2 separate regions of the Homo sapiens genome follow, and region 2 is linked to region 1. Evidence: chromatin contacts called from ENCODE Hi-C or POLR2A ChIA-PET data. All regions are on one chromosome and are shown on one strand. The core of a region is the stretch at or near the end of the contact, and the rest is flanking DNA. Distances in the headings are between cores, read along the strand shown. Region 1 holds the start of THRB (thyroid hormone receptor beta). Region 2 has its middle 44 kb from the start of THRB.

Evidence for each region. Hi-C counts contacts between places; a loop is a spot of excess contacts on that map. ChIA-PET counts read pairs that join two places held with the same protein, here RNA polymerase II (POLR2A). Pooled maps may share reads with other maps.
Region 2: a loop to region 1 is called in a map of Right ventricle myocardium inferior, with 5 times the contacts of the local background. The contact joins the enhancer-like site here to the promoter of THRB in region 1. A Hi-C loop is called at or near these places in 9 of 168 maps with a recorded cell type or tissue (B cell, HepG2, K562 and 6 more) and 10 of 50 pooled maps. POLR2A ChIA-PET finds 5 or more read pairs at or near these places in 8 of 52 experiments (H1, HEK293, HEK293T and 5 more).

The regions. Positions count from the first base shown.
Region 1 is chr3:24,491,853-24,497,779 of GRCh38, reverse strand. It overlaps THRB (thyroid hormone receptor beta), which reads left to right and starts at 2,930. Exons shown (of 11, transcript NM_001354712.2): 1 at 2,930-3,128. THRB-AS1 (THRB antisense RNA 1) reads right to left here and starts at 3,693. Exons shown (of 2, transcript NR_046244.1): 1 at 3,289-3,693. RefSeq lists a silencer at 947-1,152.
Region 2 is chr3:24,535,943-24,541,869 of GRCh38, reverse strand. No RefSeq gene overlaps it. Among named protein-coding and RNA genes, the nearest start is that of THRB, 44 kb to the right of the region's middle. Within about 2 kb of position 2,814, at least 5 of the 41 ENCODE cell types and tissues checked have a DNase peak (open chromatin) inside an H3K27ac peak, as active enhancers do.

The DNA.
Region 1 (5,927 bases), core at 1,681-4,180:
ATGCACTATTTTAAAAATCAAAATTAATGCAACAATTATTCATGATGAACAATACATCAAAATTTTAAATAAAGGCAGGCTCAGACCCTGCACTTGTATCACTGGCCTCACTCACTTCTGCCCAATCCGAGCCCTATGAGGTTCTGTTTCATTCATTTTCTTACACCAGTAGTTGCTAAATAAATAAATATATGAATGAATTGCTTTCTTGAACTGAGTCATCAGCTTAAAGGTATAGATCCTGGTAATGAGGATGTCTATGGTGAAATATGGGAATGGGTCCTGGAAACAGCCTTGGTGTGCCCTCTCAAGTCAGCTGGAACACATGACCACATAATCTAAAGTTTGAATAAATGTTCTTCCTTCAATCAAGTCATCATGACATTCTCCTCCATTGTCCTACCTTGTGTAAAACCAGAAAAATAAATGACATGATCTCTTGGTAACCCTTCTTTACCATCATCATGCAGCCTGTAGGACAGCCCTCAGAGGTCCTGTTCAAAATGGAACCCTAGTAGTTCACGTTATCATTAACATTGCAGTAAAACTGCCCTCCCCCATTGTTGTAGAACATTGTTACTACCACAGTCTCATGGATTGTTTGAATAATGCCACGCCCTTTATTTATTTCATGCTTTAATTGGCTCATTTCTGAATTTTCTGGGCAAAATGAGATCAGAAAGACAAAGCCCTTGAACAAAGAGAAGCAACAGTTTTTGTTACATTTCATTTTGTCCTCTGTATGTCTCCTTCTTAAATAATTTAGCTCCAAGTTATACTCAGGAAGAGAAAAAAATTAAAAGTTCCAGTAGGCCGAGAAGCCCATGATCCACCGTGTTGAAGGAAGATTTGCTTCACCTCACCACCCCCCAACCCCCTCCCGCCCCCCCGCGGTAATACTAAGCTGTTCACACGCTGTGAAGAAGACCCGAAGACTAGGTTGTCAACTGTTGGGGCCTACCTGCGCCAGACTTCTTCCTCAGTGGCCAGCTTTCTCACCCCCCGTTAGCCACCAGGGGGCCGCCTGCTTGGAACAAGTGGTGTAGACGCCACAGCTTTTCTCCAAACCAACCAAAACATTCCGGGGCAGCTTTGGAGCAAAGCCCAGGAACTTCCCTGCAAAGGAGAACAGCTCTCCAACTACAGAAGCCTGCAAGTCCTATGGTGCAGACTTATTAAGAGTAGAGAAGAAAGCACGGACTTCTCACCGAGGACCAAAGGGAAATGGGGTCTCTGGGGCCTGCAACTTTCTTAAAAGTGCATCAGTGAAACCCTGCTTATCCAGCGGGGTGGTTGTTAATGCTGTCAGCAGGGGTGGGGGGCCTCTCACCCCTTTCCCTGGGACGCTCAGAAGAAGCGAGAATAAAACATACATGTCACTGGCTGGAAATCTAGAGAACCTTCCAATAAATAACCTATACATTGTCAGGCAGCTGAGGATCCATATCGTCATAACTCTATTATACTGCGTGTTACACGAATAGATGTGAATATTAAATTATGATGTCGGAATTATTTTAATACTGTCTATAAGAAATTAATTGTACTCTGTTGTCAAAGTAGTTTTGTTGCAACTATAGTTCCTTATTGACTACCTTTTAGCTGAGTGAGGACTCGGTATTTCCCAAGTATCCTTCTAGCTCAGAAAGCAAGTCTCTTCCTGGTCTCCAGGACTTAAGGTCGGGGGCATTTGAGAGACCTATATTTGCCCGGGAAAGATCTCTTGAAGAGTATACATTATTTTTGTCTTCCTGGTTTTATCTATACATTTCCAGGGCAAAGACAAATTAATAGGGCGGCCGTTCTGGGACCTGAGGAGTGTCTCAGCCCTGTACGCGCCTCTCCCACGATATGCATAATGGCGGTGGGGGCGGGGGTGTCCTCCTTAAGGGCAACCCAGGCACGTCCCAAACTTCCATTCGTGGGGTGGCCGTGGTGGTTAAGAGAGCTGCCAGATGGTCGGACCAGCGGAGGCCCCAAGAAGAGCCAGAGCGCCCTGTATTCCCGACACGCGCCACAAGTGGTTTAGGAGCGGAGGGAGGAGCGCTGCGGCACGGGTCGGGCCGGTCGGGCCGGGCAAAGAAGGCCGAGACGTGCTCCTGGAAGACTCGCCCTCCGGTCCCGGTGTCACTCGTTCCCCATTCTTTCCTCTTCTCCAACTAGAGTAATGACGCCCAAACCCGCACCTATGCGCGCAGGCAATCGGGTGGGTGGACGCGCGGCCACCAAACCCACAGCACCGTCACCAACCCTGGGAGGGCACGGCCGGGATTAGGAGGAGGGGGAGCGCCCACACCTGGGGAGGCAGGTGCGGAGGCGGCCGGCCCGGGGACCTCGAGTGCGTAGGACTCGGGGTCGGGGTCGGGGTCGGCAAGCCGGGCGCTGTGAGCGCGTCGGAGCGCTGGCCCGGAGCCTGGCAGGGGGCGTCTGTACCGGCTGGGCAGCCCGGGGCGGTGGCGATGGCTGGCGGCGGCGGCGGGGTGTGCGCCAGGAGGCCATTTCCTCGCTGCGCCCCTGGCGGAGCCGGGTTTGCCTGCTCTTGGCCGCCGCCGCCACCGCCGCGCAAGTCGGACAGCCGTGAGGGCTGGAGGGGAAACCAGGTCACCGGTTCGCAGACGCGGCGCGGAGCAGGCGCCCCGGGCCCGGAGTAAGACAGCGCCCGGGAAGCGGGCCGGGGCGGGCCGGGCACGCGGGGGACCCGGAGAGGCGGGGACTCTGGTGCCCCAGCCGCAGTAGCTTCCTACGCCTATAAAAGTGGAGAGACCGGGGAGGTGCGGCGCGGCCCTGGCTGCGGCCGCCTCTCTTCGCCCAAGGAGTTGACATTTTGCAGGACTCGCGCGACGCCCAGTCGCCGGCGCTCCCCGGGACCCCGCCGCCGGGAGGAGGGGGCGGAGGAGGGTGGAGACTGCGGGGCTTGGCCAAGGAAGGCGCACATCCTCGGGCGGGCGGCCGTGACGCGGCGGGGATTAACTTTGCATGAATAATGTGAGTGCGCTTGGAAAAGAGACCTCCTGCTCCGCGGGCTCGGGGCAAGAGCCCGCAGGCTACCTTCCCCGGGCAGGGGCGCTCAACCCAACCGGCTCCAGGGCACTGGTAATTTGGCTAGAGGACCGCGCGGAGGCAGCGGGGTGAGAGGAGGAGGGGGCGACAGTTCCAACTGTCCACAGGGTGGGCGGGATGGTGACGGAGCGTCGCAAGAACCCGGAGGGGTGCGGGCGGCTAAGCCGAGCGCGCGCGGGCGGGCAGGCGGGTGAGCGTGGGTGGTGGGGGTGTCATCAGCCTGATTACCTGCCTCCGCGGGGCTTCTGCGCCCCGGATCTGGGAGGAGGTGCCCTCTCGTGTTCGGGCACCGCGCGGCGGCAGGCTGGGAGCTACGGAGTGGACAGTGGTGGAACAGGGTGGCCGGGCTCTGTTCCAATCGCAGCGGCTCTGTTCCTCAAACCCCAAGCCCAGCTGTTGACATGTTCCTTGTGAAATGGAGTTTGGCATCCTCAGCGCCGAACCCAGTGGAAGTTTCCATGATGAGGAAGTTGTGTGACATGGGGGTTCGGAAAAGGTTGGCAGGCCAGGGGGGAGGGTTAAAGGGACTGTGGGTCTCCCATCCCCCCTTTTTCGCCTGCCCCGGAACTCCCGGGCTTGGAAAGGAGAATTATCCTGGATGTTGGCGTGCGCCGTGGCCGGTGCCTGGCGACTGGGCTTCTCTCCGCCTCCTGGGGGCTTGGCGGGGATTTCGCTAGCCTCCTGGGTCGCGCTCCTTCGCTTTGCTTCTCTTGGCGCAGCATCTTCCTCTGGGTCTCCTCGAGTTGGTTGTGATACCAATTGTGCCAACTGTGTGACCTCCACCCCCTCGGAGAAGGACTCATTTGGGGGAATTTTCATTCTTAGTGGATTTTGCCCTTCTTAGCGGCAGTTGTCACTTTGGGGGAGGATTTCCCAATGACCATTGTGGGATTATTATTAGTGTTAATTCTTAAGCCTTCTTATTTATTTTAAGGAGGGGGAGGGAGAAAATGAGATGAATTTTTTTTAAATGTACAAGTTTCCCCAAATGGAAAATTTTAAAAGAAGGATCTAGAAACATAACAATTCATAAAGTGAGTCAAAGAAAGGAAAGAGTTTGCATGAACAGCCAAGTTCAGATTCTCCATTCTCCTTTGTCCACATAAATTTAGAATTTTTGAAGATTCAAACACTGTGTAATCAGTAAATATATTTGAAATACCTTCTTCCTCAGCACATTATTGGTCTTGGGTACTAGTGAGATTCAGTTTTAAAGACCTGTGTGGAAGTTCAAGAAATTAAGCATTCCTTGCACAGTGTATTAATATCAAGCACAGCAGTTTATATAATGATAAATGTATTAGGTAATGTAGACCTGTTGGGCAATCTTCACATTATTTGGCTTTAGTTTAGTATGCTTATTTAAATTGTAAGAATGTATAGCATGCAATGCACTGCAAAGAAATAAAAATTGCATTTTAACGTGTTCATGATTCATTCTGAATATTCAGTGACTGACCTGCTCCCCAATTCACTTCTGCTTAATTCTTTCTAATTCCGAAATCAGTCAGAGGCTAGGAAACAATGAAAAACGTGTTTCAGTGCAAAGTATTTTAAGCAGTTGATGTTTTTAGGATGTTTTCATGCCAGGTGGCTAAGTGTTTTAATTGAGTCAAACAGAAATCCAGTACCAAGTGATTTGTTTGGAGTGTTTTATACAAAGACATTGGTGAACGATCATTTATAATTTGAGCATGTTAAAGAAATACTAACAGAATCTATTTTTACCTGATCTCAGAGGTTTATTATATATTGGAAGTGAGACCATCTGCTAGTAAATACAGTTTGGCTTTATTTTATAGCCAGTGAAAAATAAATAATACTGAGTATAGCTACAGAACTGGTTTTTTAAAGTGAAATAATTCCTGTTGGCATTACAATGCAAAGGTATACTTTTATTGACATTGGAATATTGTTACATAAAGCAACTGACATTATGTAGAGGAATGAATATTCCATGTATCTCCTTTCAGTTTCTTTGTAGTAAATTCTGCCATAATTAGAGATGAATTAAGACAACTTTTTAATCCATTATCTTTGGGAAAGGTGATTTCTTAAAATCGCCTTAAAAGCAGAGAAAGCTGTGGATTCCTTTCCTCTCCTGGGGTTTTTGCAGTTGTTTAAAGCATGAGTTGTGTGGAGCCACAAATGGTATTGCATGTTTCTTTTTTTAGTAAGCCCATCTTTTTGATGGAAATCAGAGTAAAGGTGATTGGTTTCTTCGCCCTGGTCTTCTCATTCTAGTGTAAGATTACGTGTCACCTTCTTAGAAAGCCCTTCCCTGACCACTTGAGCAAAGGCGGTCCCTCATTCCTTTTCAGACCCATCACACTGGTTTTTCTCTTTGTTTGTTTGTTTTGTTCTTCTTTTTCTTTCCTTTATTGTATTTGCAATCTGAATTGTTCATTTCAATTGATGCTTGTTGATCGCCTGTATCCTTGCCTAGAATATCGAATCCATGAGCACAGGACTCTTGACTGCCTCACTCACTCTTATTTTCCAGCATCTAGAACAATACTTGGCACACAGTAGGTGCTGGATAACTCTTTGGTGAATAAATTAATGATTGTGTCCAAATATTATGTTCTCAAAAATACCTGACTACACATCCTAAGTGGGTGCCAGTTGGGCATGCCAAGATCTATTCTGTGTGTGCATGTGTATGTGTGTGTTGCACACATTCCATGCTTATATGGTTCACTCTTTATTTTTCTCTCTCTCTCTTTCTTTTCGAAATAAAAGCTGGTCTTCCATTCTGTGTAGTGACAATGCAAAGAGCTATTTCTGCGAGTTCCTCCTAAGGGCATTTGCCTTGAATACATGGAAATCCTCAGCAGCAGAATTTTTCTGACATGTTACCTTGATCC
Region 2 (5,927 bases), core at 1,565-4,064, 44 kb before region 1:
TCTGTGACATTATTCACTTAGTTTACAAATATTTATTGCATATCCTCTATGGGCTGTGCAATATATGGACACCAAAAACCATAGTCCCAGACCTAATGGGTAAAACAAATGTTCAATAAACAAACACATAAATGAAAATGCAACTACTTATTATGGTAAGTAGTTGAGAGAGAATAGTGAGGTTGGGGCAAAACTTATCATGAGCAATAGAAAAGACTTCTTAGGAAGATAAAAATACTGGAATTCAGACCTTGTATATGAATATGAGCCTTAGCAAGGAAATGTTTTAGTCAGGAGAATGAAATGATGTAATTTGTACTTTCAAAAGATCACTTTAGTTTTTACATGGATTATGTTTTACTAACTGTTCAAACTGCTCAGTGTTGCAGTAATATGAAATGGACAGATATTTAAAAATCAAATTATTTTATTCAACAATATCTTGCCATTCCGTTAAACCAGAGGTCAGCAAATTGTGGTTGGGTTTGAACTGCCTGAGTCCACTTACATGCAGATTTTTTTTCAACCACACAAGGATCAAAAATACAGTATTCGGATCTGAAACCCATATATATGGAGGGCTGACTTTTTGTATCCACAGGTTCTGCAAGGCTGATTGTGGAACTTGAGTATGCTCAGATTTTGGTATAGATAGGGGTCCTAGAACCAATCCCCTGAGAATACTGAGGGACAAATATATAAACAGCAGACCAAACCTGGCCCACTGCCTGTTCTTTATAAATAAAACTTTACTGGAAAACAGCCATGTTTATGTATTGTAATGTCTACAGCTACTGTCATTCTGCAAGGGCAGGACTGAGTAGTTGTTACAGAGATCATACGACCCACAAAGCCAAAAATATTTACTATCTGGATCTTTACAGAAAGCATTTGCAAAAGCTTTTCCAGAGGCCCCAACACCAGATTTCTGCTTACATTTTGATTACGAGCTCAGGTCATGTGGCCAGCCCCAGATGCAAAGCTGGCTGGAAAAGTAAGTGCCAGACTTCTAGCCCTTATAGAAGAGGCTCATAAAGGGCTATTGAGTATTCTATTGAACGGTATCTCTCACAGGTATGAAAAATGGTGACTCTGTTCAAACCTTAACCTCTCTGACCCCCAATTTCTCTCCTGTAGAAAAGAAGGATAATGATATTTGCTTCTCATTGTTGCAAAGAGGATTAAATGTAATGAGGATATTAAATATGTTAATTACATTAACATCAAATTCCTGGCACTTAGTATGTTCAGTAACTGCATCTCTTCCTCTGAATGCCTTACAGTTCATCACTGTGCCTCTCTGCAACTTTAACTTGTCCTTGCTCATAGTAGGCACTCGTTCAGAAATGCAGAATAAAAGAACAAATGTTCGCCTTCTTCTACAGGACCAGGCCTCAGTTGTTGATGCACACTAACAGGTTTGATTGTTTAATTCTGCTTGGCTGATAAGTACAGAAGTATCTTCAAAAACAAAACTTTTGAAAGAAAATTTTGAACATAGCCCTCCTGGAGAAGAGTGAGTTAAGAGAAATTCCAGCCTTCTTTTCATTGGTGGTAAAAACAATGGCTGAGTAGGAAGAAAAGCCCGGGGACTTATATCAGATACAGACCACTCTCAGATAGACAGGGACCACCCATATACATTGCATCACCTACTCCCTTCCCAAATAAGCAGGCCATGCTTCCAAGACTTGGGTGGCCCCATTACCTGGGAGTCAGGGCAATGCCTCCATATATAGCCATGCGTTATATACAAGATGCCCGTTGAACACCAGCAATCCAGAAACAAGTGTACCCTTCTGACCAAAAAAAAAAAAAAAAAAAAAAAAAAAAGCCACAGATTCCAATACTCTGAAGAAAAGGAGGGAAGAGGGAGGGCTCAGTGATACAAGAGCTCCTGGAATCTATCTCTCAGGCATCTTTATTACTTTTGCCACTCAAAGCATGTTTCCGACAGTAAAGTGTGACACCAGAACACATCGGTTTACAAAACTGTCTTTGTAGTAAAAATATTAGTTGAGATCTGTACATTCTTGAGCTTTCATTGAGAAGCCTGGCTTTTCTCAAAATTTTGACAAATTGCTTATTATCAATGTTTGTACCTCAAATGAAGCTTATCTATATTCTATTAATCAAATGTCTTAAAAAATATCTAAATCTTTTTAGATATTTTTAGATATTTAGACAAGGTCTTCATTTAGGTCTTAGTGATGAAAAAGTATATGGTTTTAAAATATAAAAAACTCTCACAGGGAAGCATATAAGCCTAAAACTGAGTTTACTATTCATGTTTGCAAAGGGAAGATGAGTATGAGATTGCTAAACATCATTATTGAAAATACTTAATATTTTGATACACATATAATTTTTTCAATGTTTTCCAGTGAATGTGATTCCATTATTTTGAAATAAAAGAATGTTACAAGTATCCTATATGCTTCATGTCCCCGATTTCCTAGAAATAAGATAGTAGTACAAGCATAATGTGTTCACAATAATTATACAGGGCTATAGAATAACTTTATCTTTTTGGAAAAATAGCATCTGAAACTTACAAGTTTTACCTACAAGGTCACCTACAAAACATAAGTAGTATCCTTCAGAAAATATTTGTTGGTGTTTGTGAAGTTCTGAAAATACTGTAGGGCAGGATTGGCCTTTTCCCAATTGTCAAATCAAACCAAGGACTTCCAGGCCCTAAGCAAGGTCAGTGACCAAGGCAGCACTTCCCAGAGTGACATTCATGACAACTTCCAAAGGCAGGGCACTTTCCGCATGAGAGGCCAAGATAAAGCCTACCACTTTACAAGGAACTGGCTGGTGAACCTTGGCACAGTTGCTGGAGAACTTGGCTCTCCAAGAACAAAACAGCTGTGCCTCTTTTTGTTTTCCCTTCTCAATAAGGAGAGTAAAATCTCAACTTCAGGTTATGCGGATAATGTTCCATATATTTTGGAAGAGTTAATATAACTTTTCCATTGTACTGCTTAGAAGATAGAGGGAAACAGAAATAAAGGGTGCACCAGTAAATAGACTGCTTATAATCAGAATTCTACAAAGCCCAGAAATAACTGTTTCCCTGATATTTTGGACCAGTATGGGGACCTTTTTAGATCTTGAAGAAAAAAAAATGTGTTCCTGAGTTATTCTTGTCATCTTACTGATTCAGCTGGATCCAGTGTAAAAAATGAAATAAATTACTTTCTAATTGGCATTTAGGGTCGCCAAAAAAATCCACAGCAACAGAAAGCCAGTCTACTTTAGCCAAGAACGTAGGGTCTTCCCCTTGCTCTACAATTTTCCCCCTTTATAAAAATCCCTCCCTCCACCTAATGCTGCTTAAGTTACACTTACATCTCTTTTTCCCTTCACTTATTTTGAAAACCTCTCCCCCTCTCCCACCAACTCACTTACTGACTCATGGTTTGGTTCCACACTGTTCTCTTAATACTACTCTCTCAAAAGATGCCAATGATCTGGTAACCCTAGAAGATCTCCATGCAGCATTTCACCCTAAGGACCATCTCCTCTTTCTGGAAGTCCTCTTCTTTCCTGGCTCAAGTCAGTGTCGTCTCACTTTTCTCCCAGCATCTCTGATCATTTCCCCTTGGTGTTGGGACTTGGGCTCCTAGTCACATCTTTCTTAGGTTTATTTACTCACACATACCACATGTAACTATTGAATGGGATGTATGTGCTTGGCTCTGACCTTGGGTTCTAACTTCAGCTCCACTTTCTCTCTTATCTCTACAAGTTCTCCTTGTGTTATTTCATCCAGCCTCAAGGCTTTATTTATCAACCCTGCTCACTCTCTCCTTTTTTGGCCATTCCCTTAATATATATTTTTACCTTTTTTTTTCCTGGTCTTTTATAATATTTCCCTAAATCATCTTCCTGCTGCCAGTTTTACTATTAATAACTACTATTCATCCTATAAAAACTATGCCCCACCTCCCTCATTCTCTTTCTTTCCTTGCTTTATGTCTCTCATATTTACTACAAAATGTTTGTTTCAAAAATTGCCCAAATTTAGAAAACTACGGAGAAGAGAAAAATCGCAGGTAAGCTCATATGCGAAGTCAGCCATTTTACCTTTAGTGGGCTTTCTGCCAGAATTTTTTCAGATATAGGTTTTTTAAGAAGTGAGCTTTTTTAGCCTTCAAAGATCAGATAAGTCCAGTCTATTTAAACTGTTCCAAAACATAAAAGAAACCTTTCAATTACCTTTTTTGAAGATAGAAAAATATTGATAAGAAACCTGACATAGATATCTCACCAAAAAGAAACATTAGGTCAATGTCCCTTGCAGAAATTATGCAAAAATACTAAATATAGTATGAACAAATATAATAAAAATAAAATAAAAGTGGGGAAAAAGGGTAAGAATGATTCAATATTAAGAATTTTATTTGTTTAAAATAACACATTAAGCCAGGCACAGTTGTTCATACCTATAATTCCAGCTACTCAGGAAGCTGAGGTAGAATGATCACTTGAGGCTAGTTTATGGCTGCAGTGAGCTATGATCACAACAGTGCACTATAGCCTGGGCAAGAGAGTATGATCCGGTCTCTAAATAAATAAATAAAATAGCATATTAATAAGACAACAAATTCCAATGAGTGCTTTAAGTGATGTCAAATAAGACGTTTAATAAAATTGAACTCTAAGCAAAATAGAAGTGGATGATACTTTTTTGACACACTAATAGTCATCTCAGCATCATCATGTTTGATACAGAAAAATGAGGACACTTTCCTTTGATGTCAGGAAGAAGAAAAGAAATTCCAGTTTCCTATTGCTCACAAAGTACTAAACAATGCATTCAGACAAAGTATAACTTGTAGTCATTTGCAGAGGATATACCAGTATGCATAAAAAATTAAGGATCATCAACAGAAGAAAGAAACCTAGAAACAATGAGATTTTTTTCAGTCATTTGACATAATTTTCACAAACAATACTGAACTGTGCTTTCCTTTGGAGGGCCTGTCTATGGAATAGTGTTTGCTGGCCTTGCAAATGGAATTTGGATATTGTTTCTTCTTCTTTTTCTAAAAAAACCATTCAGTCTATTTGGACTGAAATTATCTGATCTTTAAAGTTTGAGAAATTTGCATGTTAAAAAACCAACAACAACCTTGAGCTGAAAAGATCCTGGCAGGAACCCATTAGTTACAAAATAATTATACAAAAATCAACAGCTTTTTTTTAATACGAATGATAACCTGGTAGACAATATAATGATTTAAAGGTACTATCTGTAATAGCAAAAATCTGTGAATACATTTCAAAAGTTCTATGTGTAGTACATAGAACTTTAAGCTTCTTATGAGGGCAATAAAAATGATGAATAACAGAAGATATATCTTGACATTGGACAGAAAATGCCAAAAAGGCAATCTCAAAAACTGAATCTCTAAATTTAATGAAAACCCAATCAAAACACTGAAAAGTTTGCAAATGAGAGGAGAAACCTGAAAGAAGCTGGATAATTCTGAAATTCCTTTGGAAAAAATGAATATGTGAAAAATAGCTAAGAGAAACTTGAAAAAAGAGAAGTAAAGAGAAAAGACAAGCACTATCAGCATTTTAAAAAGTTTAAAGTCACAATACCTAAAATAGTATTATACTGGTAGGAGAGTGAACAGACATAATAATGGAACTGAATCCAGAAACAGATCCAAATACGTGAAAGGACTTAGCCTATAATAAAGATGGCATTTTTAGCCAATGGAGCAAAGGTGGATTATGTAACAAAAGGTATTTTAAAATAGACTAGTACCTGGAAAATTTAGCAGGATTACTACTAAGTTTCTTTTAACAAAATTAATTCCAGACCAATAGAAGATGTAAATTTGTTAAGATGAAACTTCAAAATAACTAGAAGAAAACAAGTGAAAACTCAGAAATCAAACAAGCAAAGT